Regions from separate parts of the Homo sapiens genome. Here region 2 is linked to region 1. Evidence: chromatin contacts called from ENCODE Hi-C or POLR2A ChIA-PET data. All regions are on one chromosome and are shown on one strand. Each heading gives the region's core, a stretch centred on a gene start or an enhancer-like site at or near the end of the contact. The rest is flanking DNA. Distances are from core to core; before and after follow the strand shown.

Region 1 (5,501 bases), core at 2,005-4,504:
CCCAGGCTGGAGTGTAATGGCACGATCTCAGCTCACTGCAACCTCCACCTCCTGGGTTCAAGTGATTCTACTGCCTCAGCCTCCCGAGTAGCTGGGACTACAGGTGCGCGCCACCAGGCCTGGCTAATTTTTGTATTTTTAGTAGAGACAGGGTTTCACCATGTTGGCCAGGATGGTCTCAATCTCCTGACCTCGTGTTCCGCCCGCCTCAGCCTCCCAAAGTGCTGGGATTACAGGCATGAGCCACCACGCCTGGCCAATATCTTCCTTTTTTGTTTGTTTGTTTTTTTGAGACGGAGTCTTGCTCTGTCGCCCAGGCTGGAGTGCAGTGGCGCGATCTTGGCTCACTGCAAGCTCCACCTCCCGGGTTCACGCCATTCTCCTGCCTCAGCCTCCCGAGTAGCTGGGACTACAGGCGCACGCTGCCACACCCGCCTAATTTTTTGTATTTTTAGAGAGACGGAGTTTCACCATGTTAGCCAGGATGGTCTCGATCTCCTGACCTCGTGATCCGCCTGCCTCGGCCTCCCAAAGTCCTGGATTACAGGCATGAGCCACCGCACCCGGCCTATCTTCCTTTCTTAAAACTGACTCTGAATAAACAGACATGTTATAGCAGGGTAAATGGCACCAAAGGGAAGTTGTGACTTACTCAGATTCATAAGACTGTTACTGCACTGAAAGAGAATACCCAATCTCAAACTCTCCATTCTCTGTTTCTTTTATTAAGGTGTCATTCTGGTGACCCTCTTCTAGTTGACCTTTTCTCAAATGGCAGCCAAAACAGCAGGCAAGGTCAATAATGAAAGTAACTAAAATTAAAAGAAAAAATTGGCTTCTCCCTATGAAAACTGATTCAAGATTTAATAATGTGTGGTGCTCTAAAAGCTGCAACTACTATATGGTCATCTCCAAGTCCACTTTAACTCAACCAGGGAGGCCATTATCAAAACATAACTCACTGGTACAAAGCAGAGATTAAGTAGCTGAGAATGTTACTAGGCTGAAGTCTAACTGAGAGTAAAAAGGATGATCTCATAATGTCTCTTTATGATCTGTAAATCACATTATTCCATAAATCTGACACAAATGTCAGGATTAGGATTAAGAGTCAACCCTCTGCTGGGCGCTGTGGCTCACACCTGAAATCCCAGCACTTTGGGAGGCCAAGGTGGGCGGATCACGAGGTCAGGAGATGAGACCATCCTGGCCAACATAGTGAAACCCCGACTCTACTAAAAATAAAAAATTAGATGGGCGTGGTGGCCCACACCTGTAGTTCTAGCTACTCGGGAGGCTGAGGCAGGAGAATCGCTTGAACCCAGGAGGCGGAGGCTGCACCACTGCACTCCAGCCTGGGCGACAAAGCAAGACTCCATCTCAAAAGAAGAAAAAAAGGAGTCAACCCTCTAAGTAGGAAAACAAAAATAAGCAGTAACAGTTTTCTAACTTAAGTGTAGTAACTTTCACTTACTTCTAAAGTCCAGTAAAAGTTCAAGGTCTCTTCTTCATATTTAGAATTTTAATGTTGGGCAGAAATCCAAGAACCTTCTTCAGGCTCAATGAAATTTTGTTAATGATACCCCTGAATTTTAATTAGGTGTTTTCGAAAACACTAATGCAAGATAAAGTTTTAGTGAATTTGACTAGATTCCAAAAAAGTATTCTTATAAATGGGGCAGTTTAAAGTCTAAAATTCAATTTTGTTAGTATCCATGTTTATCTGGATTTGTTACGGTATTTTAGGCAAAGATACAAAATAGCTATTTTTTTAAGCAAAGGAGTAAGATTTGGAGTGACAAGTCACAATAACTTCTGAAAAAGCAAGACTGGACTGCAAATAATATCAATGTCCCTAAGGCCACCTGTTAAGCTTAAAATCTATGCATTCCATCATTCTTTAGTTGTAACCACAAAGTCTGGTTTTACACCTAGGAAATACAAAAAGCATCAGATTAAAAGCATCAAATATCAGACTATACGAGTTTGCCAAAGATAAGCACAGCAAAAAGAAAAGCGTGATACAAAGTTAAAGAAATATGTTCCAAGGGGTTTAAGCACACCCACAAAATCCAATCTTTGCTCACACTGTGCTTCAACCTAAAACTGACGGGTAACCACAAATCCTGACTTATCCCTGACTTACTTCCCTCTACCAACCTCCACCCTTTTTATCTCCTAAATTTCTCAACTGATCTCATCACTTCTTATGGGTCTTTGCAACTCTCATCTCCACGGCCTTTCCTTTCCCAGAAAATGATACAAAGCACCTGGCCTCCACATTTTACCGTCCCACAATTTACCTTTAAATTTTGTTTTGCTTACCCTATTAGATACTCATTTTGCCCCAATCTCCTGTACCCATGTTTCCCTGACAATCTGCTCTTACTTTTCATCACCTTGTCCTTATTACAGTATTTAGCTTCTCCTTTCAAAGTAGCGTTATGTACCCCTCCCTGACATTTGTAATTCTAGCTTACAGTCAACACCCTTTTCCCCTCCCAGGGACTGTCATTATAGCCCTAGGTCCTCATTCCCAGTCCTTATCTTCTTTAGTGAGGCCTCTTCCCTTCCAGAGTTTGTCAACAGTAGTTTGGCCAAGCTGGGATTCCACCCTCAAGGCAAAGGCTATCCTCCCTCCTCATTCTACAAAACTATAAGCCTCTCACCAGCCCTAGCGTTCCCTCCTCCACCCTTAAATCCATCTGCATCCAGCCCTGCCCGTTCCCCTCTACCCACCGTATCTGTCTTCACTCTATCCCGCGCTCCCTTCCCCAGTCGTGAATGCACCTCCTCTCCCGGGCCTTACCGGTAACCCTGACACCAGGAAGGCCCCGCCAGCGGCCTCACGGCGTTTCTCCAGAGAGCTTCCTCCGCTTTTCAGTAACAGTCCCCACGCCCCTTTCCCTCCAGGGCCCCGCGCGCCGCCTGGAGCCCCCTCCTCGATTAAGCTCCCGCTGTCACTTGGCCTCTCATCCACAAGATGGCGGAGCCGCTGCCCCCACCCCTGGGTCCGCTCCGCAACCCCCAGCCTCCTTTCTGGAGCTCCCATCCCATCCCTCCAGCCGCTCCGCCGCCAGCCTCGGCCCAGGGTCCCGCTGCCCGGTCCCGCAGTGGGCGGGCGGCCCAGGCCAGCGACGCCGCCAACGCCAGCGCCTCCACCGTTCCCCGGCCTCCACCGTCTCCTCACCATAAACTTGAGTGCCTTCTCTTGCAGCACCGCCTCGGCCGGGTCCATAATCGCCGAGGCCACTGGGTCCGCTCTCCGCCGGGGCCGCCCCTTTGGTGCCAGGCCGCAGCCAACGCAGCGCCCGGATCCCGCCTCCTCTTCCTTCCCCCCGCCCTCTCTTACCTCTCAGGCGCAGGCTGAGGGGCCAAGGAGAATCGGCTTCTCCGTGCGCAGGCGAAAGCCCACTGGCTCACGGGATTTGTAGTTCTGGAACTTCCCCCAGGAAAAAAACTGAGGCTACGCCGTGAACCGCAACTCCCACAGTTCACTGCGGCAGCGTTGCGGTTGCCCACAAGCCAGATTTAGATAAGTTGCCATTACGCAGAGGAAATCGGCTGATGGGAATTGTAGTTTACAGCCTCTAAGGATGAGAAACGGGAGGGGCACGGGTGTCTCCGTGGTTACCGAGCGACGCCAGTAGCGGCTTGCCTGGCATTTGATATCAAGATGGCGGCCAATGCCTCACTTGTAGCCCAAATACTAAGAAAAACTGTGGCAAGAATCACGGGTCCTAGGACCTGCCTAACTGTGGTTTTAGGAAGCTGAACGTCCCCAAATTTCATGTATCTGGCATCTGCAGGTTTGCGACCCAGAGTAGCTGGGCCAATGGGCACCTGGCAGCAGCTCACAGACAAATGCGGAATTTCAAGGTCCTCCTAAGCCATCGCCACCCACACTTCTCCCGAGGAATCTTTTCTCCCCCACAGCAAGTCAGGGCCGAATAGAACTCGGTTCAAGAAATTCTCAGTGTTTAGAGCTCAAAAAGCACATAACTTGCTATTGCTAACTGTGGGATGTAAGCCCTGCACTAAGGGTCAAACAGGTACTTAACAAAAGTCCTTCAACGGTGGAATATAATGGCCTCCAGCAAATAAAGCATATAAATATTTTCTTTGGCCTGAAAAGGTACAATATGGGTTTATTTTGGAAATTGGGTCTACCTTAGGAGGAGAAAACTCTAGGGTTTGGTTAAAAGTGATTTAGGTTGTTTTAAGCTGCTATGTTTGTGATAATTGGTTATACAGCCTAAAAAACTGACACACACCCAAATGCCCCTCAGCAGGTGGTTGTATGAACAAATTGTAGCATATTCCATATGTAGCACAGTGGAATATTACTTAGCAATGAAAAAGAACAGTATAACAACAACAACAACAACAAAAGTGATTTAGGGCCAGGCGCGGTGACTGACGCTTGTAATCCCAGCACTGTGGGAGGCTAAGGCGGGTGGATCACCTGAGGTCAGGAGTTCGAGACGAGCCTGGCCAACATGGAGAAACCCCCGTCTCTACTAAAAATACAAAAATTAGTCGGGCCTGGTGGCACGCGCCTGTAATTCAAGCTACTCGGCAGGCTGAGGCATGAGAATTGCTTGAACCCGGGAGGCGGAAGTTGCAGTGAGCCGAGATCACGCTACTGCACTCCAGGCTGGGCAACAGAACGAGACTCTGTCTAAAAAAAAAAAAAAAAAAAAGTGAGTTAGATTGTGACAGCCTTGTACAAAATATCTGAATTTATAAAATAAATGAACTAGGAAAATACTTTTTGACTTATAGGAAAAAATCTCCATTTTAAACTATCTTATTCACTCAGTCATCCAACAAATGGTAAGCATATAACCGTGTGCAGACATCATCTCAAGAAATAGGGATTCATCACTACTTGGGTGGCTAAAATATCAGACTTCACCACTATAATTCATCTATATAACCAAAAACCACTTGTACCCCAAAAACTATTGAAATAAAAATAAAAGTAATTAATTAAACAAAAAGAAAAAGGAATGGGGATTCATTAATGAACAAGACAGACCCAGTTATTTCCTCGTGGAGCTTACACTTTTACTCTGTTGATACTTTGTCCTAGCCCCTATATCCACAAAACTCAGCATGATACTTAATACATAATAGGCTTTCAGTTAATAAAAAGTTTTGTTCTTGAATTTTTAAAAAAATTCTACACAAGTGCAAAATGGAGAAGACTTCAAACGCATTCGTATGAAAACTAGCTGGAGGTTTTCAGAGGACTAAGGCAGTAACAGGATGGAGTTACAAAAAAAATAAATAAATAAATAAATGAAAAGATAAGGTGGGATGATGGTGCAGCCACTGGAAAAGAGTATTCCAGGCAAAGGTAACTGCATTTTTGGTGATTGATTCTGAGAACCAAAACAAGATCAGTGGGACTTTAGAGGAAGAGTGGCCCTAGATGAGACTGCAGAAGAGTATGGGGCTCTATAGGCAAGCCATTATTTAGCCGGCATAAACTGGTC
Region 2 (5,501 bases), core at 1,904-4,403, 890 kb before region 1:
GCCTTTGACGGGCCTTATCCACCAGGCTAAATACGCAGCTTAGCCCACCTCATCAGTGATAGGAAACAGAAGTCTTTCTTGTTTGCCTTAGAAACGCTAAGGGGCCTGAGGGTTGGATGCCCACCTGTTTTCACTGTCTTGCCCCCAGCTGCCTCCTCCCCTTGCAAGAGATGATAGAGGTTACTAAGCTATTTAGAATTACCTGTATTACCTGGAAGTGAGAATGCGTGAGAAGAGGACAAGAGGATGGGTTTTCTCCTAGGAGACTGAATCATGAAATTCCCAGCCTATTTGGGACACTAGAGCCCCAGTGTCCCTGCAGACCTGGAGAAGCTGCTGGGAGGCAGTGAAAAAAAAATACCTAATTCTTTCCATACATCCTCCCAATTATGGACGACCCAAGTCCAGGGAAGCTCTATAACTAACCACATAGGAAAGTAGTCTCAAAACCAGACATCCAAAGACCATCCGTGTGCTACGATGCGCTATTTTTTTGTTTTGTTTTGTTTTTTTGTCTTTTGTTTGTTTGTTTGTTTTGAGAGAGTCTTGCTTTGTCATCCAGGATGGAGTGCAGTGCTGTGATCTTGGCTCACTGCAACCTCCACCTCCTGGGTTCAAGTGATTCTCCTGCCTCAGCCTCCCAAGTAGCTGGGATTACAGGCATCTGCCACCACACCAGGCTAATTTTTGTATTTTTAGTAGAGATGGGGTTTCACCATGTTGGACAGGCTGGTCTCGAACTCCTGACCTCAGGTGATCCACCCGCCTCAGCCTCCCAAAGTGTTGAGATTACAGGTGTGAGCCACCACACCTGGCCACGATGCTCTAGTGTAAAGCACCCATCAGATATCAGACGTGAAGAACCCCTCAGTAACTTCCTACACCTGCACATTGGGCTTCTGGTCGGTGGGTCCAGCTGAGGATCTAGCCTCTATCACCCAAAGAGAGTCAGGGAAAGAGGATATACCATCATAGCACCTCTTTCCACATTACCTCAAAGCCATTTTCCTCTTCATTTGAAAACTGAGAGTTGGTGTCCTGGGCCTGTCTCAGATTGAGAGGTCCTGGAAAGCCGATTGGAAAATCCTCTAAGTGGGCCAAAAATTTCTGCTCGCCAATATCTACTTCTACATACCTCCAGAAATTCATCATTCTAAAAGCATGTGATTGTGCAATAGAGATGGGGAGGAGAGAGATGACAATTCCCTAGTCCCTCCTAACCACTAATCATCATCTTACCAGGCAGAACATCTTCCTCATAGATTTCAGTGTGACATTTATTGAGATTCTACATTATGCCTGGGAATAACAGACATGGTCCTTACCCTCCTAAATTTTATTATCATAGCAGACAACACATAAGCTGATCCCTTCAATATGGTGGGTGGTGTAATAGAAGGTATACACTGAGGGTCATGAGAGCAAGGGGCTAAACTGAGAGTTCAGAAAAGGCTTCCCAGAGAAAATAAGACTTGAGTGGAACATTGGAGGAGTAGGAATTGACAATATAAAGATGGGTTACTTTCACAGGAAGGGCCAGAGGTGTGCAGGACACTACTAGGAAATTGGAGATGAAGACAAGGTCAGGTCCTGAAGGTCTTGTATGCCAGGCTAGGGAGCTTGACCTTTATCCTAAGGGCAATGGGAGTCACTGAACAGTCAAGACATGACTGCTCAGATTTGCCTTAGGGGCATATTGTGTGACTGGGCTTAGGCTCTTTTTTTTTTTTTTTTTTGAGACAGAGTCTTGCTCTGTCGCCCAGTCTGGAGTGCAGTGGCGCGATCTCAGCTCACTGCAAGCTCTGCCTCCTGGGTTCACGCCATTCTTCTTCCTCAGCCTCCCCAGTAGCTGAGACTACAGGCACCCGCCACCAAGCCCGGCTAATTTTTTGTATTTTTTAGTAGAGATGGGGTTTCACCGTGTTAGCCAGGGTGGTCTCAATCTCCTGACCTTGTGATCCGCCCGCCTCGGCCTCCCAAAGTGCTGGGATTACAGGCATGAGCCACAGTGTTTGGCCTGGGCTTAGGCTCTTCGGAGCACCCAAGCAACATAGCCTAACTGGGAGAAGAGAAGGAGCCTGTTTCCTGGAAATTGAGGCCTAAGTCAGAGAGGGCCGAAGTCACAGTCTGCCAGGATGTTCCTTGGTCATCTGTCCTGTCCCTTGCAAATTCCTAACCAGCAGGCACCAAGGCCACACCTTGCCCACAGGACTTAACCTGGTACCACCAGCGGGAAACCAGCCCTGCTGAAGGAGGGAGAGCACAGCCTAAGCAAGACAAGGGTACAGACTGAAAGGCAATGCCTTTGGAGTGCCCAGCCCAAGCCCTGAGATCCAGCAGGAACCTCCTCTTAATTGTTTTGCGCGGGGAGGGAGATGATAGTTACTCGTCCAAGTTCACTCAGTGATGGTGCAGTTCGTGGCAGCGTTGGAATACTACTTTGGTTTGTATCATTCCAAACCCTGCTGTCTCCACGAAGTCACCTTCCTTGGAGAAGAAGGGGGAAATGAAGAAGAGGAAAGATATGAGGAAAGAGGAGCAGAGAGAAAGAGAAATGAGTCTTTTAAAGTGGCAGAGGAAGGAGAATGGTAAACAGCAGGAGCGAAGCGGCTGAGGAGAAAGAAGAGGAAAGAAAGGCGAGACGTGGGAGGATTGGAACAGAGACAAAAGGGAGGAGAGACGGACAGCGACAAGTGGAGAAAATCGGCGAAACTTGAGTGGCAGAGAAGTCTGAGCGCTGAGACCCGGCGGCCCCGTGCGCCTTCCCACCTGGCGCCGATCCACTTTCCTCGGGGTAGCGGCCCAACCCACTTCGCTGCCAGCCGATCCCTTTTACCCGTGGCTACCGGGACCACTCTACTCTCGCCCACTTGGCTCTGCCTAAGCGTCCTAGCCGGAGCGCGGTCTCTGCCACGTGGGGAGGGGCGCGGCCGAGTTGCTGAAGAGCGCTTCTGATTGGCCAGAGGGCGGGGTTCTTGGCGTCTCGCCGGCCAGACCCCTCCCTCAAAGGCGGGGCCTGGAGATCCACAGCTGGAAAGGGCGGAGCCCCAGCAGGGCAGCTGGAAAGGGGCGGGGCCTGACGCGCGCGGCTCGCCGCGGCGGGCTGGGGGCGCCCTGGTCTGCCATAAAGTGAATGGGCGCCGGCTGGGGGTGGCAGTACGCGGTGAGGCTCACTCCCTCCGAGAGTCCAGGAGCGCCCGAGCGGAGAGGCGGCCCGGGAGCAGGGGGGCGGCCCCCACTCCGGCCGGGTGCCCGGCCCCTGGCCCCTGCCTGCCCTCTAGATCGCCGCCGCAGCCGCCGCTACTGGGAGTCTGCCTGTTGCAGGACGCACTGTGAGTGTTTGACCATTCTAAGGACAGGGGCTCATGGGGCCGAGGAGCTATTGCTGGACCTTGGAATCCCTAAAACGAGACCTGGGGCAGCTGAACTCCGGTGCCTTGGGAACAGGTCGAGAATGGGAGGGCGGACTGCAGACCTGGGGCCAGGACTTGGGAAAAGGGAAACTCAGGGTAAGAACCAGGGGATAGGGAAGGGGGAGACTCAGAGGATCCGGAACGAAGCCGGAGACTTGAAACCAGGATAGGGGCTTCGCGAGGCAGGGAGTAGGGAGTCTGGAAACCATTACCAGAAAGCGCCCTGGAATCCCAGGGCACGGGGCAGGCGGCCAGGGAGCGAAAGGGGTTACAGAGGCCCTGGCCAGCGGGGGAGCTGGCGGGGCGGCCCCCAGTGTGGGGGCAGTTGACGGCGCCCGATGCCCCTCGGCCTAGGCTCAGACTCCTGGGGCTGGGAGCCGGGGTGCGCCTGGTCGCACACGCTTCTCTTCCCAGCTGCTCCGCAGTTGGAATAGGAGCTGTGTTGTGAGAGCCCGGCCGCGACTGAGTCAGATGGCCGCTGTGCGGATCAGAGTGACCAGGCGGCGGGTATAGTGGATCTGGCTTGGGGTGTCTGGGCCCAGAAGGGTCCTGACTTGAGGCCGCCTCAGAATCGGACAGAATGTCCGCGGTGCATGGGGCTCGGAGCGGACAGAATGTCCGGGTAGCGAAGTGGGTCTCTCCGGAGCGGGAGTTGTGTCTGGCAGTGGCGGACAGAATGTCCCTGGCTGGGTGGCATGTCCGTCTACCCAGCAGCGCCTGCCCAGCTGCTGCGTGTGCGATGGGGTCGGCTGCGGTGGGTCACCTCAAATCCCAGCTCACACTTTGCAAACTTGTTTCAGCTCCTTCGGGCTGCGAAGCTGTGAGCAGGGAGCGAGAGTAAAGGCTACAACCTGGCCTTGGGGTGAGGTGGGCTGGGACACATGCCCCCTTCAATTCAGAATAGATCAGAGCATCACTCTGTACTTCCAGAATCCAAATTTGAGGACAGAAGGCCAATGAGGAGCCTGCTAGTGGGAATCAAGACCAGGAAAGGAAGGAATAGGTGACAAAAGGCAATGGGAAAACAGGAAGGAGCTGGGTACAAGCCCCTGGCAGCCTCAGTTGCCCCCTAATTCCAATACAATTAACCAGACACCCCCCAGACTCCTTGCTGGAGTATCAGGCGACCAATGGCTCCTTCCCTACAGTGGGCAGGAGCCCAGGCCAGAAGAGAAAACTACAGCCCCATTAGCAAAGCAAATCCTGTGGTCCTGTTTCCCTTTTTCTTCCTCAGCCCTACCAGTCCCAACACCACCCTGGTGGCTGAGCGGAGGTGGGAAGGAGGCTCATGGAATCCAGACTCTGGAGTCCAACAGGGGGCTATCTGGCCCTCTCAGTCTGGTTGGGAAGGATATCTTGGCCCTACCTAACAGCCGGGTTTACTTTCCCTGCAGCTGGGATACAGCCCTGACTCTGCTGGGCCCATACAGTGACCATCCACCCTGACCCCAATTCTAACCACAGCTCAATTATGCTGAAGAGGACAGAACAGGGAGAACGAGTCCATATAAGTGAGCAAGATAGCCCAGCTGGGGACTGAGTTTTCACAAGGACAAGTGCAAGGCATTGTATTTAGCAATGAGTAATCTAAACAGTGGTTTCAACCTTTCTTACCCTTCACCTGTGAGTGACATACAATACGTATTCCCCATACTCCCATGTCCATTCCTCAGTTCTAAAGTTTGCTTATTACTGGCTAGGATTCTCAACTTTTGTTTTTCATTTGCCCTATTTTGATCAATATAAAGACACACCACAATTATCCCCATCACATTCTGATACACTTTTCAGGGGCTTGTGCTCCCATTGCTGTGCTCCCATAAAATCACTGAAATTATAGGTGAAATGAAGGACTCTGTGTCAGGAAAGGAACAGGGAAAGCATTACAGATGGTTCCCTGAAGACTTTAGCTCAAAGTTGGCTTTTGCCAAAAAGGCCAAAGAGGTGGTATCATAATGAAGGTGATTGGAAACAAAAGACAGAACCTTTTCCCACCCTTGCATAAAGCCTTGTAACTGAACGCATGCCTGGTCACTGGCTCTTAGGAAGAATGTCATGGGCCTAGAGTAGGGTCAGAGAATGATTGGC

Evidence for each region. A loop is a pair of places that touch in the nucleus more often than their neighbours do. ChIA-PET counts read pairs that join two places held with the same protein, here RNA polymerase II (POLR2A). Pooled maps may share reads with other maps.
Region 2: a loop to region 1 is called in a map of CD4-positive, alpha-beta T cell, with 7 times the contacts of the local background. The contact joins the promoter of PITX3 here to the promoter of BTRC in region 1. A Hi-C loop is called at or near these places in 4 of 168 maps with a recorded cell type or tissue (B cell, CD4-positive, alpha-beta T cell, CD4-positive, alpha-beta memory T cell and 1 more) and 5 of 50 pooled maps. POLR2A ChIA-PET finds 5 or more read pairs at or near these places in 1 of 52 experiments (activated CD8-positive, alpha-beta T cell).

Annotation. Positions count from the first base shown.
Region 1 is chr10:101,351,918-101,357,418 of GRCh38, reverse strand. BTRC (beta-transducin repeat containing E3 ubiquitin protein ligase) reads right to left here and starts at 3,254. Exons shown (of 15, transcript NM_033637.4): 1 at 3,191-3,254. The coding sequence starts at 3,238. RefSeq lists a silencer at 3,031-3,210 and an enhancer at 5,479-5,501.
Region 2 is chr10:102,239,164-102,244,664 of GRCh38, reverse strand. It overlaps PITX3 (paired like homeodomain 3), which reads left to right and starts at 3,153. Exons shown (of 4, transcript NM_005029.4): 1 at 3,153-3,332. It also overlaps a transcript of GBF1 not described here. RefSeq lists a silencer at 3,002-3,291.